2 separate regions of the Homo sapiens genome follow, and region 1 is linked to region 2. The links are chromatin loops, found by intact Hi-C in ENCODE. Cell type or tissue: heart left ventricle. All regions are shown on one strand. Links, peaks and the distances in the headings refer to the core of each region. The heading gives the core; the rest is flanking DNA.

What was found. Peaks named below come from ENCODE experiments on the same cell type or tissue, not always from the same donor. Only the 100,000 strongest peaks of a DNase experiment are listed, where the experiment ranks them.
Region 1: it touches region 2 in a loop (2.5-fold over the local background); 5 of 110 quality-filtered maps call a loop at or near these places.

The regions. Positions count from the first base shown.
Region 1 is chr17:78,638,813-78,654,678 of GRCh38, forward strand. It overlaps LOC124904066 (a long non-coding RNA gene), which reads right to left and starts at 10,063. Exons shown (of 2, transcript XR_007065922.1): 1 at 9,968-10,063; 2 at 8,628-9,085. RefSeq lists enhancers at 6,931-7,432, 7,143-7,602 and a silencer at 15,621-15,821. In heart left ventricle, for the core only: no CTCF peak of the experiment used is centred there; a DNase peak (open chromatin) is centred at 7,289; H3K27ac peaks cover 1,857 bases.
Region 2 is chr17:78,586,158-78,602,023 of GRCh38, forward strand. No RefSeq gene overlaps it. Among named protein-coding and RNA genes, the nearest start is that of DNAH17, 17 kb to the left of the region's middle. RefSeq lists a silencer at 969-1,130 and enhancers at 2,131-2,643, 2,644-3,156. In heart left ventricle, for the core only: no CTCF peak of the experiment used is centred there; DNase peaks (open chromatin) are centred at 5,294, 6,144 and 6,484; H3K4me3 peaks cover 544 bases; H3K27ac peaks cover 2,590 bases.

The DNA of each region.
Region 1 (15,866 bases), core at 4,288-9,287, 53 kb after region 2:
CTCTACTAAAAAACAAAACAAAACAGCCAGACATGGGGGTGTCTGCTTGTAGTCCCAGCTACTTGGGAGACGGAAGTGGCAGGATGGCTTGATCCTGGGAGGTTGAGTCTACAGTGAGATGAGATTGGTCCATTGCACTCCAGCCTGGGTGACAGCAAGACCCTGTCTGGAAAAAAAAAAAAAGTGAAAAAAAAGTCCCAGACCCTTTAAAAGCTTGAAGGATCCTTCTGTGTGTGGGACTAACTGAGATGCAATAAGAGAAATGGAAAACCACCCGAGTCACTGTCGCAAGATAATTTTGTATTGAAGTAAGACACCTGACCACAGACTGACTTCACTTATATCTGCACAACTGAACCGAGCAAAAGGAAGTTCTCAAATCACCATTCAGTGCTCAACTCAGCCTGGGAAGCCAACAGCAAGCTTTCAAGGCGGGCCCTTGCTTTCTCGTTTGTGTGTGTGTGTGTATGTGTGTGTGTGTATGTGTGTGTATGTGTGTGTGTATGTGTGTGTGTGTGTGTGTATGTGTGTCTATGTGTGTGTGTGTATGTGTGTGTCTACGTGTGTGTGTATGTGTATGTGTGTCTGTATGTGTGTGTGTGTGTGTGTGTGTGTGTGTGTGTGTGTGAATCTTTTCTAACAGTGACGGCTGTGAGAGCGGGCTCTCCAACTCCTGCCGGTGACCTTGGACGTGACCTTCACCACACGGGGCTCAGGCTCCTCAACCACCAAATGAGGAAGGAGAACTAAGCTGTCCCAAAACCATTCTTTTTTCCATTTCTAAATCCTTTGGGTGTTCTAAATAGACACTAGGATCTCTCAAGTGATTCTGTAACACAGGAAACATTACCTCAGCAGGCCTGGTTTAAAACCCAACCCTCCCCTCTCTCTCATTCACCAGCTGTGAAAGTGTAAGTAATGCATTATTCTTCTTTGTCCTCGGCCTCCCCTTCTGTAAAATGGGTATAAAAGAACCCGGCTGGGCGCGGTGACTCACACCTGTAATCCCAACACTTTGAGAGGCTGAGGCAGGTGGATCACCTGAGGTCAGGAGTTCGAGACCAGTCTGGCCAACATGGTGAAACCCTGTCTCTACTAAAAATACAAAAATTAGCCAGGCATGTTGGTGGGCACCTGTAATCCCAGCTACTTAGGAGGCTGAGGCAGGAGAATCGCTTAAACCTAGGAGGCAGAGGCTGCAGCGAGCCGAGATCATGCCATTGCAAAATGCCAGGCTGATGATTTCCATGTACCTTTGATAGTCCAGAAACCAGGAATTTTGTGATGTTCTGTGTTCAATTGGAGAGTTTCAGCATAAAATCTGTAACAGTGTCGAGACTTCTCACTGTGGCCTAAGAATAAAAGTAACTTTCATTCTCTCCCAGTGTTTGGGGGCTGGGGCTGAGCTACACATTGAATTTTACTACAAGTTTACTGGAAGCCAACACAAACAGAAACGCAGAAGGGTGGTACTGGCTCTCTGAAAAAAGGAAAGTGTGTCTGTTCTGCAAGAAGGAAAAAATAGCATCTTTCCTTGGTACTAAATTTAAAACAAAATGTATTATATGAGAGATGTTAATAATATTATTACAATCTTAGGAATAATATCTATAGTCTGAGGAATGTTGAATTATTATTCATTATCCCTTATATTATTTAATTTTGATAATCATCATATTATATTATTAAATAACAACAGATTTTAAAGTGGTTGGAGTCCAAAGAGTATGGGTTCTCCTTTAATCAGCAACACAGAATGCTGACATACCTGAATTTTGCCAAAAATTAGAATATCAAGTTGCCTAATTTTCAACTTCCCTCAAAAGTTTAGGCTGGGCGCAGTGGCTCACATCTGTAATCCCAACACTTTGGGAGGCCAAGGTGAGAGAATCATTGAGTCCAGGAATTTAAGACCAGCCTGGGCAACACAGATCTCATCTCTACAAAAAGTAAACCAAAAAAAATTAGCTTGGCATGGTGGCATGCGCCTGTGGTCCCAGCTATCTGGGAGGCTGAGACAGGAGGATCACCTGAGCCAGGGAGGTCGAGGCTGCAGTGAGCCGTGATCATACCACTGCACTCCAGCCTGGGCAACAGAGCAAGACCCTGTTTCAAAAAAAAAAGAGAGAGAGAGAAAAGCTTAGATAAGAAAGGTCATACAGGCCAGGCATGGTGGCTCATGGCTATAATCCCAGCAATTTGGAAGGCCAAGGTGGGCCAATCACCTGAGGTCAGAAGTTCGAAGCCAGCCTGGCCAACATGGTGAAACCAGGTCTCTACTAAAAATATAAAAATTAGCTGGGCGTGGTGGTGTTCACCTGTAGTCCCAGCTACTCAGGAGGCTGAGGCAGGAGAATCACTGAACTCAGGAGGTGGAGGTTGCAGTGAGCCGAGATCACACCACTGCACTCCAGCCTAGGCGACAAAGTGAGACTCCGTCTCAAAAAAAAAAAAAAAAGAAAGGTCATACAATCTTGACATCCATTTCTCCAGATGTGCCAAGCTCCCTCTGGTCAACCAGCCAGAGGATGATCCTGGACCCCTCCTGCCTCTGACTGCCAATGGCTGGAGTCTCTTGGGGCCGCCCGGGTCTGGCCTGAGGCCTAAAGCCTGGACCTTTGCACTCAGCTCTGCTCCAGCAGTGACTCACCTGCAGAGAAGCCTATGGAATTCTGGGAACGATGCGGGTGGTTGTTTCAGGATGGCCCACCTGAGCCACAAAGTCACCTCCCAACACACACACACACATACACACACACACGCACACACATCCTGTGTTACCTTGATCATCAGGAACAAGGCCAACCAATCTGGCTGGGACATTTGGTCCTTGAGGAACTGCCACCACTGCCTGAACACGATGTCATCTGTGGTCAGTGGACGATTCTTCCAGGGACAAGGAAAGACGAGGAAAATCAGAACTCACCGCTTGGGTCCCTCTGCCTCAACTGCAGCCTTGTTTGAAACTGGGCTCTTCTGCAAACATGCTATGCTTGCCTGAGCGTAATGCCCACCGGAGTGGCGGGATCAGGTATGTTCATCTCCCGGGCAGGCTGCGGGGGTCATTCCGCTCAGAGCAAGTGCCCGGTCTCCATCAGAACCCTTGGAGAGCCTCTGCAGCCATGAACAAAAAGGTACCGAGACCTGCCGTGACCATCCTATGATGATAGACTATGAATTCTTATAAACCGAAGAATTACCAGTGCTGGAGAGCCCGCGAGCAGCCCGGCATTGCGTAAAGGGTCTGCAATGGCTCTTCCTAGCCCCCACTTTACACTTGGCAGGGTGGGGCTTGTGAGAGTCACAGAGGAGAGGGGCTGAGCGGGACTGGCTCTCAGAGCCACCTCCACTAATGGGGCTTTTCCAGTTCACCTCTGGAGCCCAGTGGACCCTCACTGCTCCCACTGAGGCCTCCTCTCCAGCCAGCCACACAAGCTCAGATTCACCAAAGATAAAACTCAGGGAAACTCAGCTGTCCCCCTGGCTGAGACAGCGGGTCCCCCAGTAACCATTGTCCTCCTTCCCAAATGCTAGCAGGGCACACACTGCCTGACTTGTCCCCACTCCCTTGCAGCGAGGTGTGGCTGCCACGAGACTGTGTCCTGGCCAGTGCACCAGTGCAGGTGAGCACAGGGGGTGTGAATGAAGTGTCTTTTGGGAGGAGGCACATGCTTCTCCAACCTATTCCCTTTCTTTGGGATGCAGATGTGATGGTTAGAGCCAGAGCAGTTAAAGATGGTGGAGCCAGGCCAGGCACGGTGGCTCACACCTGTAATCTCAGCACTTTAAGAGGCTGAAGCAGGGGGATCACTTGAGGCCAGGAGTTCAAGACCAGCCGGGGCGACATAGTGAGACTCCATCTCTTCTAAAATCATATATATGTTATATATTATATGTAATATGTGTTATATGTATGTTATATATGCAATATATGTTGTATATTGTATGTGATATGCATTATATATTATATGTAATATATGTAATATATGTGTGATATGTTATATATTATGTGTAATATATGCTATGTTATATGTAATATGTGCATTATGTATAATATATGTAATATATGTATGTTTTATATATAATATATATGTAATATGTTATATACGTAATATATTACATATAATATATAACATATATATGATTTTAGAAGAGATGGAGTCTTGCTATGTTGCCCAGGCTGGTCTTGAATATGTTATATATTATATATGATATATATGTTACATATTATATATGATATATATGTTATATATTATATATATTATGTGATATGTGTTATATATGTGATATGTGTTACATATGTTATATACGTGATATATATGTTATATATTATATATGATATATATGTTATATATATCCAGACATGGTGGCTGGCACATGTCTGTGGTCCCGGCTACTTGGGAGGCTGAAACAGGAGGATCGCTTTAGCCAAGAGGTTGAGGCTGCAGGAGCCGTGATCATGCACCACTACACTTCAGCCTGGGTGACAGAGAAAGACCCTGTCTCAAAAAAGAAAAAAGAAAAACCTAAAAGCAACAAAGTAAAAATAAAACAAAAACGAAAAAAAACTTTACAAAATACAGAAGTGATTTTTTTTTTTCCGAGGCTGCTGGAGGACAAAGGACAAGGTCAAGGAGCAGAAGAAGATTCCTGTCACACACAGACCAGCGAGAGGCACCCAGCCCCTAGCTCCCCGCAGCACGCCCGAGGGCGCCTGCGGGGCTCGATCCCGTCTTTCCTTCCTCCCTCTTCCGCAAGCTTTTCTGTCCCGGCTTCTTGCCAGTCTGCTGGGGTCTCACCCTCACCTTTCCTTTCTCCCGTCTTTAGCTCTCATTTCCTTTCCTTTTCCTTCTGCCCTCATTTCCCTTGCCCTGTCCACCATTTTTCCTTCATTTCTCTCCATCCATCTCTGTGAGAGTCAAGGATCCAGACATTCAGACTGGGTATCCTGGCGAGTTTAACAAAGGGGTGGTTTATAGCAGTGAGGCCAGGGTCGAAAGAGACCATGGAGGTCGGTCATGGTGGCTCACGCTTGTAATCCCAGCACTTTGGGAGGCTGAGGCGGGAGGATCACTTGAGCCCAGGAGTTTGACACCAGCCTGGGCAACATAGCAAAAACCCATCTCTGTTTTTTTTTTTTAATTAAAAAAAAAAAAAACAAACAGGCCGGGTGTGGTGGCTCATGCCTGTAATCCCAGCACTTTGGGAGGCTGAGGCGGGTGGATCACTTGAAGTCAGGAGTTCGAGACCAGCCTGGCCAACATGGTGAAACCCTGTCTCTACTAAAAATACAAAAATTAGCTGGGCATGGTGGAGTGCACCTGTGGTCCCAACTAGTCGGGAGGCTGAGGCAGGAGAATCGCCTAAACCAGGAGGCGGAGGTTGCAGTAAGCCAAGATCATCCCACTGCACTCCAGCCTGGGTGATAGAGCAAGACTGTGTCTCAAAAGAAAAAAAAAAAAAGAAAGAGACCACAGAGGGAGAGTGCAGGACAGGGCCAGAAGAGCAGGAAACCACTAGCACGGCTGGGCCTGCAGGGCAAGGGAGGGAGCATCTACCAGGACCAAGCTGTGTGGAGAGTGCTGCATGGAGCCCAGGCCTCTGGTCAGGGGTGCAGGAGACCACCTCGAGCCAACAGGGAGGGGCTGAGGAATAAGTAGCCAGCCCCTCTCTCCTCCTTTCCTTCCCCATCTCCAGCTGGGAGACCCCATGAGACACGCACAGAGCAGGGGAGAAGCTAGAGAGAGGAGCTAGCCGCAGGGCAGATGGGGGATATGTGGGGCTGTCCCCCGCGTGCGTTTTCCCGCTGTGCCTTACCTTGTAAACCCTATTTCTTCTCCTGCCGCGTGCATGAAACTGTTTTGTGACAGCTGCTCCTAACTTCTAAATAAGGGCAACTTGGCTTTCTTCTTTTCCAAAACATCAAAATTGGGTCGTTGCTTTTTAAAGTGCGGTGCCTTGGGTTGTTCTACTGGGATTAGCAGGCCTCTTTTTATGGGATGAGACACCATCACCCGTCTTCTCCCCAAGCCGCAGATGGAACGTCAGGAGTGCAGACTAGTGAAGGGGAAGAAAGGATGCCAGCCATCTATGAGTCTGCCTGTGTCTTATTCTCTAATATCAGACCATAGCTATTTATGGATCCACCAGGAGCCATTAACTTCTGCGTCTACCTAGCGGTTGGAAAGTGGCCAGCGTAGCTGAACAGTAAATGAAGCTGACGGGTCAGCAGGTGTTACAGATCAGGAGACTCGACGCCGTGCCCAAGCCCTTCCCCGCTGCATCCTTCACTCATGATTCTAGGAAGGCCAAGTCCAGGGGAGGCCCTGAGATGAGCCTGTGGGAAAGCACACACTTCCTTACTAAAAGGGACAGATGCAGATGGCACGGTCTCCATCACATCCCTTCTCCTGCCCTGAATGCAGACCCACTCCTGGGCCGCCCAGGTCATCGCACCGCCATGGTGGGCCTTCAGGAGGATGACAGCCTCTGTGGCAACGGTAGGGGCAGCTGAAACACGTGCCTCTTTGTCATAGAGAAAAACACATCTCTATCTGCCCAAACCACCACTGGTGGCCATTCAGTTATGGGCAGCCCTACGCGTTCCCGAGTGAATCATCATGGTGGGTAATACTCGTATCTCTGATGCATTTAGTGAAAACACCATTAACAAGCCATTCAACGACGTTATCGTTGCCTCGCCACAGAAGAGGCAAGGCAGGGGATATGAAAGTGTGCAGCTTGCGGAGAAGGTGAGTGGCTGGTAGGGAATGCTCTTTAATAGGCAGCGCCCCTGCAGGGAGGGGACTCAGAGTAACGATTCCATCCGCACCTGCAGAACTGAGAGCACCAGAAACTCCTCACCTGCGCGCATCATCCAGGCAGGTTAACAGCGGGGACCAAGGACCAGCTTTAAGGGAGTGATATCACTGAGCTTGTCCCCAAAGTTTAGTAAATACACAATGCATGCAAAGTCTGAAAAACTGCCGATAGCGTTTAACGAATGCACAGAGCCCCACTCCGTGAACCACTGTCATATTTTAGACAATCCAGGCGAGTCAGCCCTGGCCAGCCCTGCTCTTCTCTGCAGTGTTTATCAGGGAGTGTATCAATGTCGGGAAAACTTCCTAAGGAAGTTCACCCCCAGAAGAACAGCTTAGGTCATGATTATCCTGCTGAGGTCAGCAGCACATGGTTGTCCGACTCCTGGGAGAAAAGAGGATGTGAAACCCTCGGAAGGGTGAAGGGTGCGGCAGGCGGGACTCATCCGGGGAGGTGTGGCCAGGAGGATGTTCTGACGGGAAACGGCGTCATCGGAAAGCCCCTCCCCAGCTGCTCCTCAGTTGCAGGGAGGAAAAAGAAACAGCGATTCTGCAGTGGAGAAGTTGGGCACACCTTCATTGGTGGTGGACAGTGATGTCCCTAGCGAAGGGTGGTGGGACCTGGAGGGCCCTAGAGGGGACGCTCAGAGTTGGGCCAGCACCCCCAGCATGGGGTCCCGGCCAAAGAGTCAAAACCTCTGTCTACTCGTGGGGAAACACAGGACAAACCCCAAATGAAGGGCCATCCATTATCAAAGGAGGGGAGTATTCTTTAAAAAGAAAGGCTGTCGGGGCCGGGCACGGTGGCTCACGCCTGTAATCCCAGCACTTTGGGAGGCTGAGGTGGGCGGATCACCTGATGTCAGGAGTTCGAGACCAACCTGACCAACATGGTGAAACCCTGTCTCTACTAAAAATACAAAAATTAGCTGGGCATGGTGGCACACGACTGAATCCCAGCTACTTGGGAGGCTGAGACAGGAGAATCGCTTGAACCCTGGAGGTGGAGGTTGCAGTGAGCCAAGATCACACCACTACACTCCAGCCTGGGCAACAGAGTGAGACTCTGTCTCCAAAAAAAAAAAAAGAAAAGAAAAGAAAAGAAAGGCTGTGGGATGTTGGGATGTTCCCGACTGAAGAAGGCTAAAGAGAGAGAACAGGGTCCTGCCCAACCCTGGGCTGGACCCCAGGCTCGGAGGAAGGCTATGAATGACTTCATTGTGTCAACCCACAAGATTTGAATTCAAACAGCAGATCTGGCCAGGCACGGTGGCTCAAGCCTATAATTCCAGCACTTTGGGAGGCCAAGGTAGGTGGATCGACCTGAGGTCAGGAGTTAGAGACCAGCCTGGCCGACATGACGAAACCCCATCTCTACTAAAATTACAAAAAAAATTAGCCAGGCCTGGTGGCTGGTGCCCATAATCCCAGACACTCAGGAGGCTGAGGCAGGAGAACTGCTGGAACCCAGGAGGCGGAGGTTGCAGTGAGCTGAAACTGTACCACTTCACTCCAGCCTAGGCGACAGAGTGGGACTCTGTCTAAAAAAAAAACAAAAACCGATCAGACGGAAGTATTGTGTCCATGTTCAATCTGCTGACATTGATGACTGTACAGTGGTTACATAAGGGAATATCCCTTTTCTTAGGAAATATGCCCAAAACTGTTAGGGCCAAAGGTCTGAGGTACGTAAGCAACTTTTCAAATGCTTCAGAGCAAGAGAGGACGCACACACAAACGATAAAGCGAATGGGGCAAAATGTTAACAAGCAAATCCAGACATAGAAGTGTTCTTTACACTATACATATATTTCTTCCAACTTTATTTTAAATGCCTTGAAAGGCAAGACCTTTATCTATGTGTGTGAACATGCATGGATGTGTGTTGGGGAAGGGGAGGGAGGAAAACAAAGACCATAGAGAGGAGAGAGAGGCAGGGTGGGTGCAGAGGTGGGAGGAGGAGAGGGCTGAGAAGCAGTGATCAAACGGGAAGAACAAGGCCCCGAGAGCTGACTTTGCCAGCACCTGCTGGGGGCAGTTTCATCCTTATTACCGCAGTGCTTTCCCCCTTCTGCCTTAAAGCTTTTACGTCTGGGTTTTCCAAGCCACCTCGATGGTGAAGGAGGCTCCGGAGGGCAGGGAGGGGGTCATTGCAGTTTCTCTTTCTGATGTAGAACAAGCCGTGGGCAGAGAGCCCAGGAGCTACATGGTGGGCACACAGATAATCAGGTAATGCCACCAAATGCGAGAGTCCACCAGGGATTCTGAAAAGTACAAAGAAAGGGTAAATTGCTGCTTTTTCAGAAATACACCCTACCCGCTCACTCTGCCCAGGGAAATGTAACATCAAGATGCAGAGGGATGGGCCAGAGGAGGGACAATTCCAGGGAGAGCCCCTGTCCCTATTCCCAGTGCCTGTCAACTGCCCACACTTTGTTCCCAACTGGCCCTTGCTGCTGTCACCGTGGAGCTGTGGAGTCAGAAGGAAGCCGGGCAAGGATGCAGACTGACATTAAGTTTTTTGTGACTGAGCTCTGAAGAGCATCTTAGCATCTGACCATTCCAGTGTGGAGCAGGGTTGACATGATAAGGAGTAAGAGAAAGATGGCCCGGACTGCAGCAAGGCCGAGGCTGAACACAGAATCACAGAGGCTCCAAGGCTGAGGTCAGTTCAGTTGGAAGGCAGATGCCCAGGGGCAGCCCCAGAAGATGCAAGAACACAGGCCTGCCAGGGCCACTGAGAGAAAGGTTTCTGGCCCAAAGACCTGCTTCCTGCCCACACCAGCTGTGGCAGCTGCTCTTCCAAGCGCTCTTTCTGCACAAGCCCCTCGAACAGCAAACAGCATCACTCGGAACCCTGTCCAAGAAATGCGGATTCATCATAATTGGTCAACCACAGCCACACTCTGGCAAGGGGCTCCAACCGATTTTCAAAGTGTTTTTCCCTAAATGGTTACTTGGATCAGATAACAGCTAGCTGGGAAGAAAACCCCCAGTCCCCATATATGCTCCCAGACATAGCTTAGAAATGTGACCTCCATCTCTTATTTTTATTTTCTTATTTGTGTATTCGTCTGTTCTCACACTGCATGAAGAAATATCCAAGACTGGACAATTTATAAATAAAAGAGGTTTAATTGACTCACAGTTCCGCAGGGCTGTGGAGGCCTCAGGAAGCTTGCAATCCTGGCTGAAGGGAAGCAAACATGTCCTTCTTCACATGGTGGCAGGAAGGAGAAGTGCTGAGCAAAAGGGGAAAAACACCTTATAAAACCATCAGATCGGCAGGGTGCAGTGGCTTACACCCGTAATCCCAGAACTTTAGGAGGCCGAGGCAGGCGGATCACGAGGTCAGGAGGTCGAGACCATCCTGGCTAACATGGTGAAATCCCATCTCTACTAAAAATACAAAAAAATTAGCCGGGCATGGTGGCACGTGCCTGTAATCCCAGCTACTCGGGAGGCTGGGGCAGGAGAATCGCTTGAACCCGGGAGGTGGAGGTTGCAGTGAGCTGAGATTGCACCATTGCACTCCAGCCTGGGTAACAGAACGAGACTCTGTCTCAAAAAAAAAGAACAAAAACAAACAAACAAAAAACCCATCAGATCTCATGAAAACTCACTATCACGAGAACAGCATGGGTGTAACGGCCCCCATGGTTCAATTACCTCCCACTGGGTCCCTCCCAGGACACGTGGGGATTATGGGAACTGTAATACAAGATGAGATTTGGGTGGGGACACAGCCAAACCATATCAATTTGTACATTGTCCTTCTCTCCCGTTCTAGTCTATACGCTCCATGAGGGGAGGGATTTTATTTTATTCACGGCTTTGCTGCCATTCTTAGAACAATGCCTGATACCTAGAAGGCACTTAATAAATATTTGTGGAAGAAAGGAAGAAATGACTTAACTTGGGAAATTAGGTTAATCATGATGTCATTGACAGACGAGGAGAAATTATTTTCAGGGAGATAGTGGAATTCCTTCTGGTCGTCAAGTCTTAAATGACAGAAGAATTTCTTAAATTCTCTTTACACACAGTGTGAAAAAACAACTATTGGTTGACGGAGAAGAAAGAGAGCTCTGGGAGGGACCCAACATCAGCAGGACTCTTTTTTTTTTTTTTCCTTCTCAGATCTGGCTTTGCAAAAAGTCACCAAAGTTAAAATGCACTAGTTCTTCAATCAAGTTTCCCTATATTTTACTACATGTTTATCTTCTTTTCTTGTTCCAGACAGGCAAGAACACCTTCACAGACTGCAAAGACATAAGATTTCTTTCAAGAGACATTTATGCAGGTGATAAACATAATTAAGCTGGTCATATATTTAGTTTGAGATTTTACTTCTCAGTTTGAGGTAGCAAGGGGCCCCCCTGGACTCACACGCCTTAGACCCCGTCTTCATTCTCAAGGTTTCTCCTGGAGGAAATGGGTTCCAGGAGGGGAGCTCCAGTGAGGGCGCCCCAGAGTCCAAGGCAGTTCAGATGCGCAGGCCCTGCCTTGGGGTCCTCCTCAATGCATTGCAGCCAATGACGGGAAAAAGGACTCTGCCCTGAGCCCTTCTGTGCAGGGAGGAGGCTCTCTGGGCTGCTGGTCAGCTGGAAACGGGAGGTCTTGCAGTAGAGTTTTCCCCCTGAGCATGGGGAGGAGTCCTGGTATTTGGGGGGAAAACAGGACTTCCAAATTAGAGCTCCCTAAATATTTCCCCACAAATGATCCTTTGGGAAATCACCTGACACTTCAGAGGAGCTTGTCCCTCTGATGCCACTTCTCTATTTACCGGAGACAAACATTCCTGCTTTCAAGGCTATTGACAGTGGCCACGTCGGATCTGTCCCGGAGTTCTGCTTCCAAGGCTGATGGTGTGTGTTAAGGTCGTGGGGTGGATGCAGCAGTCAACTGTGCATTCATTCAACAAACACCCAGCCTGATGCGTGCCAGGCACTGGGAGTGCCCTGGAGGTAAGAAGCACCTCTCATTAATTTATTCTTGTTCTTCCAAGGAAGCACTGGAAGCACAGGGGGCTCGAGCCCATGCTCCCTGACTATGCTTTTTAAACAGGACAAAATATGTTTAATGCTTATCAGAAAGAATAAATGTCTTAGAATAGCTAAGAACATTTAGAAATTGAGGAATAGCAAGGGAGGTTTCATTCACCAGCTATTAATAGCTCCTTTAGAAGCTACTGAAATGAAAAGAGTATTCTTGGCACAAGAAAAGAAGTAATTTCAAAAATGTATGGGAATTTAATACATGATAAAAGTGGTATCTCAACTGAATGAAAAAAGGAAGATTTAGTTAATGAATTGTGTTGGCATTATCAATTACCTTCCTGGAGCAAAATAAACTTAAATCCCTTCCATCTAAAAATAAACTTTAGATAAGTTAGAAATCTAAAGGTTAAAAAAATTAAAAATTAGAGGAAAATTCAGGGAATTATTAATATTGGAATAAAGACAATCTCCTTAAATAAGACACAAAACTAGGCCAGGCATGGTGGCTCATGTCTGTAATCCAAGCACTTTGGGAGGCTGAGGCAGACAGATCACCTGAGGTCAGGAGTTCAACACCAGCATGGCCAACATGGCAAAACTCCATCTCTACTAAAAATACAAAAATTAACTGGACTTGGTGGCAGGCACCTGTAATCCCAGCTACTTGGGAGGCTGAGGCAGGAGAATCTCTTAAACTCGGGAGGTGGAGGTTGCAGGGGGCCGAGATCACACCATTGTACTCCAGCCTGGGTGACAGAGGGAGACTTCATCTCAAAATCAAACAACAAAGAACACACAAAAACTACACAGGAAAAATGAACATATTTGATCCTATGAAATTAAAACTTTGGAAAACATAACAAATGTAATCAAAAGACAAATATTATACTTAGAAAAATATCTGTAGTACACATGTAAGCATAGGTTTCATATTACTTAACATAAGCACCTAAACATCGATTTTTAAAAAAGGACAAACCAATAGAAAAATAGTCAAAGGGCATGAATTGGCAATTCACAGAAAAAAAAATTTAAGTCAACATAAAAGAATATGCACCATCTCCAGGAGTCAGGCAGATACACATCCAAACTGCATGAGATATCATTTTCACTCTGTGGACAGAAAATATTTTACAAATATTTTCCCCCACACTGTGGTTTATGTCTGAGTCATTAATTTTTTTCTTTTATGAAATTTTTGTCTGTTCTCTAAGAAATATTTGCTTACTCCAAAGGTTATAAAGATATTCTTCTATGTTTTCTCTTAGAAGTTTCATAGTTTAAGGTTTGGAGCTAGGTCTATAATCCATCTCAAAATAATTTTTCTGCACATAATGTAGTAGTAGTTGAGGTTCAATTATTTTCATTTGTTGGCCGGGTGCGGTGGCTCACACCTGGAATCCTAACACTGTAGGAGGCTGAGGCAGGCAGATGACTTGAGCCCAGGAGTTCAAGACCATCCTGGGCAACATGGTGAAGCTCTGTCTCTACAAAATATAAAATTAGCTGGGTGTGATGATGTGTGCCTGTGGTCCCAGCTACTCAGGAAGCTGAGGTGGGAAGATTGATCACCTGAACTCATGGAGGTCAAGGCTGCAGTGAGCCATGATTGCGCCACTATACTCCAGCCTGGGTGACAGAGTGAGACCCTGTCTCAAAATAAATAAATAAACAAACAAATTAAATATTCCCATGTGTTTATTCCATTTTTCCAGTACTAGTTGTTGAAAAGTCTTTCCTTTCCCCATTGTATTGCCTTGGTGACTTTGTTAAACAACTGGTCATATATTCATATAATCTGCATGAAAGTCCTTGTCTGCCAGTCTTTACATCGGGTCATCTTGGGCTCTGTTTTTACTTGCTATTTTTTCTTGATTATGAGTTGCATTTTTGTGTTTCTGCACATCTAGTTATTTTGTATTATATATTGGAAAGTATGGATAATATAGTGTAGCCAATCTGAATTAGATTGTCCTCCTTTACAGAGTTGTGAGAGTTGTCTGGCAGGTAGTTTGATGACTGGAAGGCTCTTTGGTCCCATCTGGTTTGCTTTATTCTTGGCTAGGGCAGGGCTATTTTGGTCTTGAACATAGTCCTAGGAAATAGTTCCTCTAAGACTGGACCTTTCTGGGGTCACACCTGAATGCGAGGTCTCTTCATCCTGGCTGGGCTGAAGCACCTCTTCTTCCCCAGTACATCAAGACCTCCAGTATCACGTTTGGCCCTCAGCCCTGGAACAGGCAATCTCTGCTGGGCCTCATGGAGTCTTGCCCTACCCCATACAGCTCAGCTCTTGAACAAAGACCTGTGATGAGTGTTGCTGTGGACTTCTAGAGCTACCCGTTTTTCTCTGGGATTCTCATTTGTAAACTTCAGCCACTTTGACAGCCCAGCACTCTGGCCTCTTCCATCTTAGCTCAGCGATTGCACCACTCCGCTCGGTCTCTTCCTCCTCAACTGTGACACAAAAGTGGCTGCAAGTCAGAGGCAGTCACGGGAGCTTCAGCTCATGTGATTCTCTGCTCTCAAAAATCACAGTCCCGTGCTGTCTGTTGTCCAATACCTGAAAACATTTACCTCTTATATTTGTCCAGTTTATTTGTCTGTTTGAGACAGTCTCGCTCTGTCACCCAGGCTGGCGTACAGTGGCGCGATCTCAATCACTGCAACCTCCGCCTCCCAGATTCAAGTGATTCTCATGCCTCAGCCTCCCGAGTAGCTGGGATTACAGGCATGCACCACCATGTCCAGCTAATTTTTGTATTTTTTAGTAGAGACAGGGTTTCACCATGGTGACCAGGCTGGTCTTGAACTCCTGAGCTCAAGTGATCCCCCACCTCGGCCTCCCAAATTGCTGGGATTACAGGCGTGAGCCACGGTGTCTGGGCTATTTGTCCAGTTTAATTTGGCAGAAAGTCAAGCTCATTGACTCACTGTCTTGAGGCTGGAAGTAGAAGAGCTCAGGCTTCTATGCAGCTTTCAGCACAAGCTGCCTTGGAGTTAAGCTGGGTTAGGACAACCTGTTGCCACTGGATTGACTCCATCAACAGCTAGCCTTGGGATACGCGCCTTTCAGTCACACTATGGCCACCACCCAGCCTGTCATCCTGCATTAGGGGGACATTCAGACAAGGCAGGACCCCACACATTAGGGATGTCCCTAGCTCACTTGGACTCCACCTGCACATATTATTCCACGCTCTTTCAAAACCACCGTCTCTCCATCCTCGATCAAGAAAGGATTTGCAGGTGAATTAGACTGTTGTATTCATACAGATTTCAGGATAATTAACCTTAAGGATAATTTTATTTGTGCAGTGAATGATCATGTGAAGGGGACCATAAACACTTGATTTAAAAAACACACATATACCGGCAACCGAAATAGACTAAAACATCTAGGCTGATTTGAAATTGGCCCTGAAGACACTGCTTTTATAAGTCTTGTTTCCTCTAGCTTCACGTGTGTGCCCTGAGGCTGGGGGCACATGCCGTCCCTCCCTGTATACCCAGCATCCCGCACACTACCCTGAAACCTCATGGGTGCATGAGTATTTGTTGAATTGGACCAAATGGATTCACTTGTCTCTTCTGTTATATTTGAGTCCTCTTCAAGGCTAGCTACAAATTTACGTGAACTTTACTGCGTTTCATTCTCTAGTAAAGGCACAAGTCTTGGGAAGACACACACACATACACACACACATACTACACACACAAACCCACATACATACACATACACACACAGATACACACCTACACACGTACACACAGATACACATACACACACATACACACACACGGTTGTTCTTCACCCCATTCTGAGAGCACTTCCTCACTCAATCTTGGAGTCATGTGTTCATTGGCAAAGTTGACAGAGATAACTTCTTAGACATTTGCAATATTTTGACAGGACAATTATGCAATGTCCTCATCTTCATGAACCTGAACCAACTTTCAAGCATCCAAGACTTACTTAGTCAGCATTCCCACCAAAGTAGCCAATAGCAGGAGCCTAAAACAATGAACTCTTTATGACCAAAAT
Region 2 (15,866 bases), core at 4,126-9,125:
GTCTGTGCTTCACTTCCATTTTCTACATATCACTTTTCCTTCTTCTGTCCATAAATCGTCCACCACGTGGCTGCCCTGGAGTCTGAGCTTACTCTGGCTTGGGAAGCTGCCCGATTTGCAAATTGGTCTTTGCCCAATTAAACGGTTACATTTAATTTGTCTAAGGTTTTTAACACCTGAAGCCTTATCACTACTCTGAGGAACAGTTTGAAGAACACTAGACCAAGGTCTCAGTGGGTCCAGCTCCCACCGGAGCTGTGCTTCTCTGGGGTCTCCGAGTTCAAGGGCTCCATGACAGATGCAGGAGGCAGATAAGCGGGAGGTCCCCAGAGAATCTCCAACCTGCGCACTGGTTGGACCGGGTGGAGCCACTGGAGGTTCTCGCTGTTTGCATGGGGGAGGTAAGCCTGGCCTCTTTAGTCCCTGGATGTGTGGCCCGGAATCAATCTATGAGGTGGGGGGCCTGTTAGCGCGGCTCCCTCTCACTTTGCTGGGAGTTTTTTATTTTTCATTTTTGCCCAGTAAATTCCGTTCCCCTCCTGCTTCAGTGTGTCTGCGTGCCTAATTTTTCCTGGTCGTGTGACAAAAGCCTGGTTTTAGCTGAATGAAGGAGCTAAGTTCTGCAACACCAAGACTGGGACATCTGTTGGTGACGTGGTGACCTGAAGGGAGTTGGGGATGTGGCCCCTTGAGCCTCAAACTGCAGCACTAGGGCTCTGCTGGGCATTGCAGGAGGCTTGAGGGATGTGGAGAAACAGCTTCCAGCTGCCCCGACATCACACCTGAGGACCTTGTGCAAAGAAGATAGAGAAGGACCCTCACTTTCCAGGAGCACAGCCAGCTTTTTGGGGTGGATGCACCATGCTGTCCACGGTGCAGCAGAAACATCAGGCCCTCAGGAAGTGGCGAGAGCAGTGGGGACAGAGTATGACAGGCAGGGGACAGAGGAGTATGACAGGCAGGGGACAGAGGAGTATGACAGGCAGGGGACAGAGGAGTATGACAGGCAGGGGACAGAGGAGTATGACAGGCAGGGGACAGAGTATGACAGGCAGGGGACAGAGTATGACAGGCAGATAAATCTTGGGAACCCCAAACTCGCTAAGCCAAAGGGAAAAGTCAAGCTGGGAACTGGACCATGCGCTCCCATTTTTGTTCCTAAGTGAGACAGCTACAAGACAAGGCCACACACCTCCCTCACATTGCGCCCACAAGGAAATTCCCCTTTAAATACTGAAGCCCTCAAAATCATCAGAGAAAGGCATCAACTTGCCTCCCAAGCACGTGTCCTTAACTTTTGCAGATAAACCTCCTGAAATGATTTCATTTTCCTCAATTGGCAGGAGCTCGCTGTGTTTCTCTTCCTGACTGGGCGTTGGATTGGTGTGTGTGGGGTTGTCTGGCTTCAGTCCTCACTGCCAGGGCCACCAGCCAAGGGCCCCCTTCACTCATTTTTTTGAGTGAAATTTCTTGTGGGCCCCAAGATCTTTACCCTAAAGGGTTTCTGTTAAATTTCACCATGGCAATGTCAATTGATAGCTTACCTTCACAGGTGTCGGGGAGACACTGCACTGACTGAGACATCCCTCTGCCCACCTGAGGCAAGTGCATAGCTGATTGCTTCCTCTGCCCCATTGTCTACGTTATCTTAGGTAACAATGCAGATTCACCAAGCCAGACAAAGGCATGAATGACTATTTTCCCCTACCTCCCTCTCACATGAAAACTGTGTATTTCTGGCTGGGCACAGTGGCTTACACCTGTAATCCCAGCACTTTGGGAGGCCGAGGCAGGTGGATCACTTGAGGTCAGGAGTTCCAGACCAGCTTGGCTAACATGGTAAAACCCCGTCTCCACTATGACTACAAAAAAATTAGCTGAGCATGATGATGTACACCTGTAGTCCCAGCTACTAGGGAGGGTGAGGCAGGAGAATCACTTGAACCCAGGAGATGGGGGTTGTGGTGAGCTGAGATTGCACCACTGCACTCCAGCCTGGGCAACAGAGTAAAACTCCATCTCCCAAAAAAAAAAAAAAAGAAGAGAAAGAAAATTGTATTTCTCAATAGCCTGCCCTTTTCCCTTTAAATATTGAAGCCCTCAAAATCATCTTCAGAGAAAAGCATAGACCTGCCTCCCAGGCATATGTCCTTAATTTTGGCAAATAAACCTCCTGAAATGATTGAGACTCACCTGGCTCATTTTCCTTGATTGACAGGCACTTGCCTCATGTTTCTCTTCCTGGCTGGGTGTTGGATTGGGGGCAGGGGAGTGGGTGTCTGGCTTCAGTCCTCCCTGCCAGGGCCACCAGCCGAGGATGCCCTTCACTCTTTTTTTGCTTCTGTCAGTCACAGCCCACATCGAGGTAGGGCCGGGATGAGCTGAGAGAACTCAGTCATCCCCAGGGGCAACACTTCCTCCCAGCTGAATGAACTTGGAAGGCAAATTTCATGAAGACATTACCCATCATTAAAGAAAATCGCAGGTCCCTTTCCCGCTGCCGGGGATGCTTGCAGACAGGAGAGGCCGGGCCGTCTGTGTTTCATCAGGCTCCCCACCTCCCTCTGTCTACTGGGGCCCTGCCGCGTGTCCTCCTGCTGCGTTCCCAGCAGAGGAACAGGAGGTGGCCTTTGTCCTCCTGCCCAGGCGCGTCCTTACCCTTGAAGTTGGGTGGAAAGGGAGGGCTGGGCCTGAGCAGTCAGGCTGGCCAGGTAGACCACCCTTCCCTTCAGGGGCAGGACACCGCGGCCAGAGAAGTCCCTGCCAGCCAGGTTTCCAAAGGTCACAGCAAGGGTACACGCTGTGGAGACCTGGGAACCTTTTCTCTTTAGGAGTCTCTGCACACAGGTCCTAAGGGTGAGGCCCCCAACAAAGCACAGAAATGCATGGATTCCAAGCCATCCAGGCTGGGAAACAGTGTGGGGTCTCTGGAGGAGTTTGCCTCCGCCCACACAGGGAGACGTACCTGGGGCACAGGCAGTGGTCACAGACACACCTCATGTAGACTCAAAGAGATAGGGACAGACCATATACGGGATGTTGCAACCGGGGAAAGAGCCGAACTTGATCCCAACACCACCCTGCAGATGGGGACTTACAGCCATGAGCAGCGAGGGGTCAGTGGATGGAAAATTGCTAAGAGGAGAACTTCAAGTGGGGGTTCTTGCTAAAGGCAGACCAAGGACCTGGATATGGCCGGGGGAAAGCAGAGGTGCTGAGGAACTCGATCAGATTTCAAGGGTTGGGGTGACTCAGTAGGATTCTCTGCTGAGACTGGCGTGGGCAGGCTGAGGACCGGGCTCGAGAACGGAGGCCTTATCAAAAGAGGGTTCAGTGGGCCAGGCACAGTGGCTCACGCCTGTAATCCCAGCACTTTGGAAGGCCGAGGCGGGTGGATTGCCTGAGGTCAGAAGTTTGAGACCAGCCTGGCCAACATGGTGAAACCCCGTCCCTACTAAAATACAAAAATTAGCCAGGCGTGGTGGCAGGCGCCTGTAATCCCAGCCACTTGGGAGGCTGAGGCAGGAGAATCGCTTGAACCAGAGAGGCAGAGGTTGCAGTGAGCCGAGATCGCACCACTGCACTCCAGCCTAGGTGATAGAGTGAGATTCTGTCTCAAAAAAAAAAAAAAAGAGGGCTCAGCAGAGTCTGCCTGAAGTTGGGTCAAGGAGGGAGCCTTTTGTCAGGCCTCAGCATAATAAGGGGGTTCTGAATCTGGGGGAGGAGGAAAGGTAGATTCTCAGGACTCCAGGCAGGGCGCGTCCCTCCCCTGGGGCGTGGTCTGGCTCCTGGGGGCTGGTGTCTGTTCTCAGCCCTCAGTAGGAACCCTTCCACTTCACATGGGCTGCCTGTGATGTCAGCATCGCCAAGCCCTGTCCCTCCTGCCATCTCCCCATCCGCACATTCTGTGTCCACCGCAAGCACCTTCAGGTGGCATCGGTCCATCTGACGCGTGCTGAGAAGGCAGTCCGGCCCGCAGGCATGGGGCCGCCCCTCCCTGCCCTTCCTCTCTGCTCGGTCATGCTGTGATTATGCTGAGAACTGACAGCACCTGCAACCTGCATTTTTATTAATTAGATAACACAAGTCTTCTATAATTTTCATTTTTATTCCCCACCCCCCCCCACCGCCACTCCACTTAGAGCGGAGGTTCTCAGAGTGGGGCCCCTGGGCCAACAGCCTCTGCATCAGCTGGATTCTCGTTGGGATCACAGAGCCCGGGGCCACCCCAGATTGTGGGGCAGCAATCTGTATTTCACAAGCCCCCAATGGACTCTGATGCAGGCTAAGGTTTGAGAGTCACTGATTTAGAGTAAAATTTTGGTTTCTGTTTTAAGCAAATTCACTGAAAGTAGCCAGTTATCCTTGTTAAAAAGGCTTTCAGTGTTTCCCTATTTTAGGGGTCTTGCTGTCTGCCCAGGCTGGAGTGCAGTGGCACAATCATACCTCGCTGCAATCTTGACATCTGGGGCTCAAACCAACCTCCCACCTCAGCTCCTGAGTAGCTGGGACTACAGGGGCACACAACCATGCCTGGCTTTTTTTATTTTTTAATTTTTTGAAAGAAAGGGTATTTCTATATTGCCCAGGCTGGCCTTGACTCAAGCAATCCTCCCATCTCAGCTTCCCGAGTAGCTGAGACTACAGGCCCTTGCCACCACGCCTGGCTAATTTTATTTTTTGTAGAGACAAAAAAGTAAGACTCACGTTGTTGCCCAGGCTGGTCTCAAGCTCCTGGTCTCAGACAATCCTCCTGTCTCGGCCTCCCGAAGTTCTCGGCGCGCAGGTATGAACCCCCACGCCCAGCCTTCCCTGCTTTATGGTCATTCACACCTGAGGCCTGAGTTGCCTTCAACAAGCCCCACGGGTTACCTGAGTGGCAGGTGTAACTTAAGGCTGAGGTTCTCTGCTTAGCCACGGGCAGAATCACCTGGGACGCTTTGAGAATTAAGGGCACTGGAGGGTCGGGGCCAAGCGTGGAGGCTTTCAAAGCACCTGTTTGGGTCCAAGTACACACAGGGCGGGGAATCTTTGCTCCATGGGTCCACGCTCCTCAGAAGTGACCCTTGCTGCTCTGGGTCTATTTCAGCAGAACCATCACCAACCAAACAAATGAGAAATCAGGGCGGATTGGACTCAGAGACAAATGCTTTCCGGTGAGCAGCCAGGCGCACAGCAGAACGATAGAGGAGCGCTCAGAACTCGGGAGTACCTGTCACCTCTGCCATGGTGGCTGGGCTCGCTCACGGTGACTGTTTCCCTAGCAGGAGAGACCCTGGCTGTGACCCTGCAGCCTGTGCCTCCTGCTGCTGCAGGGAGAGAGGGAGTGCCCGGCGCCTACCTGGGCTTTTCCGGGCCGTCCGTCCGCTCATCATGCCCCTTGCCCCAGCTCACTTCACATCTTCGCTGGGTGGGGATTCAAGGACAGGCTGGGCTCTAGGAGGTCAATGGTCCCTCCCCGGGCTTCCAGCATGTTGTAGCTCAACTTCTACCAGACATCTGGAAATACCAAATTTCTTTCCTTAAAGGGACAAAGACCCCTTTTCTTTGGAATATATATATATATATATATATATATATATTTTATTTATTTATTTTTTTTGAGACAGAGTTTCACTCTTGTGCAGGCTGGAGTGCAATGGTACAATCTCGGCTCACTGCAATCTCCGCCTGCCGGGTTCAGGTGATTCTCCTGCCTCAGCCTCCAGAGTAACTGGAATTACAGGTGTGCACCACCACACCCAGCTAATTTTGTATTTTTTGTAGAGACGGGGGGGGGGTTTCACCATGTTGGCCAGGCTGGTCTCGAACTCCTGACCTCAGGTAATCCACCTGCCTTGGCCTCCCAAAGTGCTGGGATTACAGGCGTGAGCCACTGTGCCCGGCCCTGGAATATATTTTTTTAAACCCTAAACTGTATTATAGAATAATCTCTTCCTCAGTGACTTGGTTTATAATATATTGGGAAAAAAAAAACTCTATGATGAAAATCAAGTGCTGTAAGTTAAATATCTGAGTCCAAATGATGTCAAAAAGCGGCAAGGCACTGGGCTTCCCCCATTCAGAGAGCACCCTCCCCTTCCTGCCCCGCGCTTCTGTTGACCTTTGGTCCTGTTTGCAGGAAGCTCTCAAGTTTAACTCTGAACTTGAAGGGAAGGAAGGGAGTGAACCACATGGCCCTGGGGTCGGGGCCTCTGGCCGAAGGGCGCTCAGCTTGGTCTGTAAAATGAAATGTGTTTTGAATGTCATGAGTCAGGAAAAAAGAATTTGAGCGCAGTCTGGAAATGAAATTTCCTGCCTGTGGTTTGACTCACGTCTGTCTGTCTCGAAATCTACCCCAAGGACATTTATTCCACTGTGACAGGGCTCATCTCTGAGGAGCACCAGACTCCTGCGGTGGGGAGGGAAGATTATCCGCGCTGCAGAGACTAGCTGGCCTCCGGAAGCCGCCTCCTGACCCCGCGTCAAGCACCGCGGTGGATGGCGCAACCCAGCTTTGGGAATTAATTACCCAAGGCGCGTTTCCGTGCAGTCTGGCCTCCCTCCCTGAAGGCTTCTTAAGCAATAGGGAACTAGGAGGAGTTGAGACCAGCCTGGCAAACGTGGTGAAACCCCATCTCTATTAAAAATACAGATGGGGGCAGGGCGCGGTGGCTCACGCCTGTAATCCCAGCACTTTGGGAGGCCGAGGCAGGTGGATCACTTGAGGTCAGGAGCTTGAGACCAGCCTGGCCAACATGGTGAAACCCCGTCTCTACTAAGAATACAAAAATTAGCCGGGCGTGCATGCGCCTGTAATCCCAGCTACTGGGGAGGCTGAGGCAGGAGAATCGCTTGAACCCAGGAGGCGGAGATTGCAGTGAGCTGAGATCACACCACTGCACTCCAGCCTGGGTGACAGAGGGAGACTCTCTCTCAAAAAAAAAAAAAAAAAAAAAAAATTATAGATGGGAACGAGGAATCGCAACAGTCCTTACTGCCTTTCTTGTCTTGCCTGGCTAGTGCTAAAGTATGTTGAGGAAGGAAAAAAATTATTTTTTACGATTTCAAAGTTAGTTTTATTTAGAAGTTTTATTGAGGACTAGAGACCGACCACAGCCTGGGAGAAGTCTTTTAGAGGGGGTTTGTCGGACTGTTTTGAAATAGTGTTTTAATTTACAGTTTATATACAGGTAGTGGGGGTTTAGTAGGTGTAAAATTATATTAAAGCTTGGGTATAAGAGTATATCTGGTTGTAGATTATAGAATAATTATTAAAAATGAAAAATAAAATCCTGAGCCTCACCACCAACTGAATGAACCCCCTCTTGGCCAAGTTGACCACATAGTCACCTGAAAAATTGAATTCCCAGCCCGATCTCCCAGGGAGGTGAGGCATACCTGCTTATATCCCCTCTCTCTCTTTCTCTTTGTTTTTTTTGTTTCTGTTTTTTTTTTTTTTTTTTTTTTTGAGACGGAGTCTCGCTCTGTTGCCCAGGCTGGAGTACAGTGGCGCGATCTTGGCTCACTGCACCCTCCACCTCACAGGTTCAAGCGATTCTCCTGCCTCAGCCTCCTGAGTAGCTGGGATTACAGGCGCCCTCCACCACACCTGGCTACTTTTTTGTATTTTTAGTAGAGACGGGGTTTCACCATGTTAGTCAGGATGGTCTCTATCCCCTCTCTTTTGGAGTTTAGGCACAGATGACCAGCACTAAGGTTAGAAAAGAGATCAGAAGTCTGGCAGAAGAGACTCCTGTGGCAATGAGATACCATGTTCCAACTTGGCCCTGGTGTAGTATCACATGACAGATGGCAGACCCTGAAGGAAATCAAAATATTTTACCCCACAATATATTTTTTTCTTTTTTTTGGAGACAGGGTCTCGCTCTGTTGCCCAAGCTGGAGTGCAGTGGCACATCTCAGCTCACTGCAACCTCCGCCTCCTGGGTTCAGATGATTCTCCTGCCTCAGCCTCTCGAGTAGTTGGGATGACAGGCGCCCACCACCACACCCAGCTAATTTTTGTATTTTTAGTAGAGACGGGGTTTCACCATGTTGGCCAGGCTTGTCTCGAACTCCTGACCTCAGATGATCCGCCCGCCTAGGCCTCCCAAGGTGCTGGGATTACTGGCGTGACATATGTTGAAACGGCCCTACAAAGCTGTCTTTTGTGAGGGAAATTTGCATTCTGTAGAAAAGCACCATTAATGCAGCCAGGTCTTTCCCAGATCTAGGAAATACTAAGAGTCTGACACGTTTAAGGTCTGAAAAGAGACATTGACCACCTATTTCCTCTGAAGGCTGTTACCTGGAGATTTCATCTATACAACAAGAACCTTGGTCTCCACAACCCCCCTTATCTTAACTCAAGCATTTCTTTCTACTGACCTCAAGACTTTAGCCAAAGCTTAACTCTTTCAACCAATTGCCAATTGGAAAATCTTTGAATCTTCCTGTGACCTGTAAGCCCTCCAACTCCCACTTCAAGGTATCCCACCACTTTAGGCTGAACCAATGTATACGCTCCATGTACTGATTTATGTCTTTGCCTGTAACTTTGGTCTCCCTAAAATGCACTGTAAACCAAAAATACAATTCTAAGCTCCCCCATCATCTGAATGGACCTCTCCTCTTGGCCAAGGGCTTTCCAAAGTCAACCTGAAAAACAGTTCAACACTTTAAACATTTTAGCAAAACTATTACTTCGTTATGTTCCAAATTATTCCATTCAATTCAGAAGATATTTTCTGAGAGTGCCTATTACACGGAAAAGGTAATCACAGAATCTGTTACACAAACTGGGATACCTTTTTTTTAAGAGACAGAGTCTCGCTATGTTGCCTAGGCTGGTCTGGAACTCCAGCCTAGAAGGGGATGTTGGACATGCCTCATTATGTCCTCTTCCCTTTGGAACTCAGGCACAGCTGACCAGCAGTAACATCAACACAGAGACCCTAAGACTGATAGAACAGACTCTTTAGATCTGATAAGAAACATTTACCATCTATTCTCTCTGAAGCCTGCCTCCTGGAGGCTTCGTCTGTGTGGTAAAACCTTGGTCTCCACAACCCCTTATCTTAACCCAGACATTCCAGGTCTTTAGAGAATAGCTCTTTAAACCAATTGCCAATCCGAAAATCTTTGAATCTACCTATGACCTGGAAGTCCCCCCAACCCCCACCCCGACTTCCAGTTGTCCCGCCTTTCTGGACCCAACCAATGTACATCTTACGTGTAATGACTGATGCCTCATGTCTCCATAAAATGTATAGAACCAAGCTGGAACCCAATCACCGTGGACACACGTTCTCAGGATCTCCGGGGGCCACTGGTCACTCATATTTGGCTCAGAATAAATCTCTTCAAATATTTCACACAGTTTGACTCTTTTTTGTCAACAGTATAAAACCAAATTGTAACTTCACCACCCTGGGCACACTTTCTCAGGAACTCTTGAGACAGTTCTGCCACTGTGGTTGCTCATGTTGGCTCAGGATAAGCATCTCTGAATATTTTACAGAGTTTGGTTTTCTCATCAACATTGTGACTCTCATCAGTGGTTACCATGTGTGTAGGAAACAACAAGGGGTCAGGTTTTTTTTTTTTTTTTTTTTTTTTGAGATAGAGTTTCATTCTTGTTGCCCAGACTGGAGTGCAATGGCACGATCTCAGCTCACGGCAACCTCCGCCTCCCGGCTTCAAGCAGTTCTCCCACCTCAGCCTCCCGAGTAGCTGGGATTGTAGGCATGCGCCACCACACCCGGCTGATTTTGTACTTTTAGTAGAGATAGGGTTTCTCCATGTTGGTCAGGCTGGTCTCGAACTCCTGACCTCAGGTGATCTGCCTGCCTCGGCCTCGGCCAAAAATCTGTAAACTCTGGGTTCTCTGAGTTTGCTGAAACGCAAAACCTCTGAGCTCACAGCTGCTCACTCAGCCCAAAGTGCTGGGATTACAGGTGTGATCCACTGCGCCTGGCCAGGTCAGGTATTTTTTAAGGAATATAGTGACTTAGGTAAGAGATGTTGAAGGGGCAGGTGTTTTGTTTTGTCTTTTAAATATTTTTGTGGAGAGTTACATGTCAGCACAGAGTCAGGGGCTATGCGAAATTATGCTCACAAGCAGAAATGAGTAAACACGGCTTTTTATATTTATTTCATTTTGTAAGTTTTCTCTTTTGCTCATAAATCCACCATCCAGTTATGTTTATAAGACCAGTGTTGACTGTCTCATGGTTAGGAAGCTTCTTTTTTAGGAAGACATGTAATTTGTACTTGTAAGGAATGAGTATTGGGCCCAGTGTGTATATTTGTCTATTTATCGGAAAATATGTTTTGGATTATATCTATTTTTTAATTAATATGAGCTGGCGTTTTTTTTTCTGAGACAGGTTCTCACTCTGTCACCCAGGCTGGAGTGGAGTGATATGATCGCAGCTCACTGCAGCCTTGACCTCCCGGGCTCAAGTAATCCTTCCACCTCAGCCTCCTGCATAATGGGACTGCAGGCACATGCCACCATGATCAGTGTGACACACTGGCCTCCTGGCCACATCTGCACTGTAGCAAACGGCTTCCTGAGAGAGGAAAATGCAAACTCCTCATCAGGCTGCGAACTCTCTGTGGCTGGAAATTTGTAAACTCTGAGTTCTCTGAGTTTGCTGAAATGCAAAAACTCTGAGCTCACAGCTGCTCACAGGGATTTTTGAGGATTTTGCAAGGGGCTAGGTCTGCCCCTAACCCTTCCTTCAAGTTCACAGCCTACCTTAGGGGTGGCAGAGGTCAGCAAACCTCCCACAAAGGGCCAGGGTGTACTTTAGGCTTTGAGAGCCAGATGATCTCTGCGGCAGCATTTCAACTCTGACACTGGAGTTCTACAGCAGTCACAGACAATATGTAAGTGAATAGGCGTGGCTGTGTGCCAATAAAACTTTACTTAAAACAGGCAGAGGGCTAGATTTGGGTCCGCTTCAGTCACCCCAGTAATTGGGAGAGGCAAACTCCCATTTCTAAACTATTCCTCTCTGTTGCCTTCTCAGAAACTTTTTGCCTGCTATTGTCCCTACCCCCACTTTCTCCTCGTCTACCAGCTCGCTGCCACCAAAATGCAAATATGCCATAGAATCCCGCATCTCAAAAACAAGACAAGGCCACCTCCCTCCAGCTGCCACCCCCCTCCAGCTGCCACCCCATCCCTCTGCTTCAAGTAGCGGATTCAAAAAGCCCATAGCCCACCCACTCCTCAGCCGCCTCTGTGGCTTTGACCTCCATCCTCACCTTCTCTAAACCAGCTCTCATCAAAGTCCCATACAGATCCCTCCAACCATTTTTGCCTGGGGCAGTGTGTGTAGCCAGGCCAGCAGGCCCAGGGGGCAGGTTAGGGAGGTTCAGAGCACAAGGAAACAGGAAGAGGAAAACCTTACTTAGCCTTTCAAAATGTTTACTGACCTCATAGAAAGCCCTAAAAAAGGCAAATGGTTAGTTACCGGGCTGGCTGGGCCTTGCGTGCTGGCATCTGTTGGTTTACAGCATGACTGGTATTTAGAATGACCTGGAAGCTCCCAACTTCGAATTGTCCCAAACCTTTCCAGACCGAACCAATGTATACCTTATATGTATTGATTGATGTCTTATTTACCCCCAGAAGTTCTATAGGTTATACACCTCCCATTTTGTCAGTTGCTGAGACTATTGAATTGCAGAAAATGTACACCTCATGTCTCGCAAACCTATGAATCGTCACAGTGGTTGCTCCGTGGTCTTTGCCTCGTATCTGTTGTCTAAACCCAAGCCCCAATGGGGACATATGTTCTTATCCAAGATGTCCATTTTCCTCACAAGGCATAAGCCAGAGATCTCTGAAATCCACACAGCCAAGCTCCTCAGGGTCCATGCTCAGCCATCCACATCACAGCATAGCATCTGCGGCAGAATCACTGAAGCAAGAGCGGCAGTTTTGGGAGGGTCAGAATCTTGTCACTTCCAGCCACGTGACTCCTAAACCACGATTTCTAATCTTGTGGCTCATGTTAGTCCTACAAAGGCAATCTAGTCCCCAGGCAAGAAGGTCTGCCTTGGGAAGGGGCTGTTATCGTCTTTGTTTTAAACCATAAATCATAGAGTTATAAACTATAAACTAAGTTTCTCCCAAAGCTAGTTCAGGAATGAGCTTTGGAATGAGCTCATTCCACCCACGGCCAAGAATGAGCAAGGACAGCTTGGAGGTTAGAAGCAAGATGGGGTCGGTTAAGTCAGATCTTTCACTGTCTCAGTCATCAGTTTGCAAAGGCAGTTTCGACACCACACTGTCACGATTACTGGAGCTTTATAGTAAGTTTTAAAAATGGAGCAGTGGAGGTCTTGCAATTGTGTTCTTTTTTTTCTTTCTTTCTTCTTTTTTTTTTTTTTTTTTTTTGAGACGGAGTCTCACTCTATCACCCAGGCTGGAGTGCAGCGGCGCGATCTCAGCTCACTGCAAGCTCCACCTCCCGGGTTCATGCCATTCTCCTGCCTCAGCCTCCCGAGTAGCTGGGACTACAGGCGCCCGCCACCACGCCCGGCTAATTTTTTTTTTTTTTGTATTTTTAGTGGAGACGGGGTTTCACCGTATTAGCCAGGATGGACTCGATCTCCTGACCTCGTGATCCGCCCGCCTCGGCCTCCCAAAGTGCTGGGATTACAGGCATGAGCCACCGCGCCTTGGCCGTGTTCTTCTTTTCAAAGGCGTTTTGGTTAGCCTAGGTCCTTCACATTTCCATAGCAATCTTAGAATCAGATTGTGAATTCCTATTTTTAAAAAATTATCTACTGGCATATTTGTCGGGACTGCAATAAATCTGTAGATCAACTTGGGGAGAACTGACATCTTTACAATATTGAGTCTTCTGATCCGTGAGCATGGCGTATCTCTCCGTATATTTAGGTCTTTGAAATTTTCTCTTAACAAATGTTTGCAGCTTTTAGTCAATAAATTGCTACCCAGCAGATATTTAAACACACACACACACACACACACACACACACACACACACACACTCCACTTCTGTAATGCCAAGATAATGTCTTAACAATGAATGAGAAAATAACTACTTTTGAAGCAAATTCTTCCTACAGATCACACTGTTTTGAAAATAGATGTTGGGAAGTATCTCTATGGTTATACTGTTTTTGTTGCCGAATATGATCTAACTCTTTCACTTATTAGAAACTCTCATATTTGTATACTTTCAATCATGTTGTTACTTCTTTAGAAATCCTCAAGGGCTAGTACCATTTGTTTACAAGAAAACCTGACTGACGTGAAGAGAAATGGAAATTTCCTAGTCACATTTCAGGGGAAAAATCATTGCATTATTGGTAGCTGAAAATGAACAGTGAATACCATGATGTAATCAACAGAGCGAATGATGTAACTCTATCCGTGGGGTCTTATTGGGATTCAGCAAGCTGTGATAAGACCATATGGTGCACAACTAGAAAGCTCTTTTTGTTCATGGCAGCAGCTACCAAAATATCCCAGAGGGGAGAGCTAGCCCCCCCCACCTCCAATCTCACAGCCAGATGATCATAAAGCAAGGCTCGGAGCAGAGTCTACCACACAAAATGGCATTTATTATACAAACAGTAATCAGCAGAGCAGGCACCAAACATTCATATGTCCTGCAAGCATGACCGACATCTAAAGTTTGTCCCATAGGTGCCCTGAAAGTGCACATGGGCACCCAGCAGGATCTCCTTTTTTTTTTTTTTTTTTTTTTTTGAGACGAAGTCTCACTTTTTCACCCAGGCTGGAGTGCAATGGCACAATCTCAGCTCATTGCAACTTCCACCTCCCGGGTTCAAGCGATTCTCCTGCCTCAGCCTCCCAAGTAGCTGGGATTACAGATGCCCACCACCACGCCCAGTTAATTTTTTGTAGAGACGGGGTTTCACCATGTTGATCAGGCTGGTCTTGAACTCCTGACCTCAGGTGATCCACCCACCTCGGCCTCCCAAAGTGCTGGGATTATACTGCAATCTCACTGCCTCTGGTCAGCGTCATGCTGTGGGAATCCCCCAGTACCCCTGGCTGGACAAAGGACCTCCTAGGACTCCTGCTGCAGCCACCCCTAAGGGGTGAAGGGTGCAGGCCGGGGGGACTCTTCCACCCTGTCTGCGCAGGGGCAGGGAAGGTCTCCAAACCACAGCGGACTCACATACCCTGGTGGTCATTAGCCAGTCTCTAATCTCAACAATAGAAAAGAAGCTATTTTTGACACCCTTTTGGCAAAGTGCCGGTTGCAAATGGGGATGCCAATAGCAGGACTTGTAGTCACCACCTCGAGAGGGTGGCTCTTTCTGATAAAACGCCGGCTGACCACCTGGCCTGTGCCTATGAGAGTGCAAGTAAGTCAATGACTAATTCGTCAAGTTAAAGCTTCAACCTTCTCACATACATGACATCACACTAATGATGGTGGGGTGTTTTCGAGTGAATTACAGACATTGTAATTGACACATTTAATTTCTTACAGTCACTTTCCTCCTCTGCCAGCTATTCAAGCCAAAAAGCGAATCTACTGTGAATTTTAGAATGACTGCCAAGAAACACAAAAGTACAGCCCTGGAGACAATCATGGAGATGAAATGAAATCATAAAATACATAGTCTGGGCCAGGCGTGGTGCCTCACACCTGTAATCCCAGCACTTTGGGAGGCTGAGGCAGGCGAATCACCTGAGGTCAGGAGTTTGAGACCAGCCTGACCAACATGGAGAAACCCCGCCTCTACTAAAAATACAAAAATTAACCGGGCACGGTGGCACATGCCTGTAATCCCAGCTACTTGGGAGGGTGAGGCAGGAGAATTGCTTGAACCAGGGAGGTGGAGGTTGCGGTGAGCCAAGATTGCACCATTGCACTCCAGCCTAGGCAACAAGAGTGAAACTCTGTCTCAAAAAATAAATAAAAATAACCTAGTCTGAAAGAAAGCAGAGAAACAGGGGAAGCGAATGAGAGATGGATGGAACAAGTTGAAAACAAATAGCAAGACAGTAGGTTTACATTCATTCCTATCAATGATTACATTACACAGCCAGGCCTGAGCTGAGAGTGAAGGTGGGGGTGGAGGTGGGGGTCGGGGAGGAGAGATGGGGATGAGAATGAGGATGAGGGAGAAGCTCTTTAGCGGGTGAGAGACTGAAGTTATGATTTAGACCTTTGGACCTTTTTAAAATCATTATTATTATTATTATTATTATTATTATTTTTGAGACAGGGTCTCACTCTGTCACCCAGGCTGGAGTGCAGTGGCATGATCACGGCTCACTGCATCTGTGACCTGCTGGGCTTAAGTGATCCTCCTACCTTAGCCACCTGAGTAGCTGGGACTGCAGGCATGCACCACCATGCCCAGCTAATAGTTTAAAATTTTTTTTGTAGAGACGAGGTCTCATTGTGTTGCCTAGGCTGGTCTCAAACTCCTGAGCTCAAGCAATCCTCCCACCTCAGCCTCCCAAAGTTCTGTGATTATAGGCGTGAGCCACTTCATCCGGCCGACCTTTGGTCCTTTTAATGCCCAAAAATGAGAAATCCTGTGAAGAAACCCACATAGCTGGGAACCTGCCCAAGGTCACACACAGCTTTACTGAAATGGCATCACAGCGAGAACCTGCGAAGGTCCAGGTCGGGAGATTCCAGCGTCATGACCAGGCTTGGTGCTGAAGGACACCCAGGGGCCCACCTTTCTCTGATTCCTAGTAAGGAAAAGTACAGAGTGCCCATGAACTCCAACTTACAAACAGCTGAAAGTCTCCCCTACAAGGCAAATAGAAATGACTGCTGTCAGCAGCAACGCTGATCTAATAGCAACTACATCTCTGGATTTGCAAGACAGATGACACCTGGGGG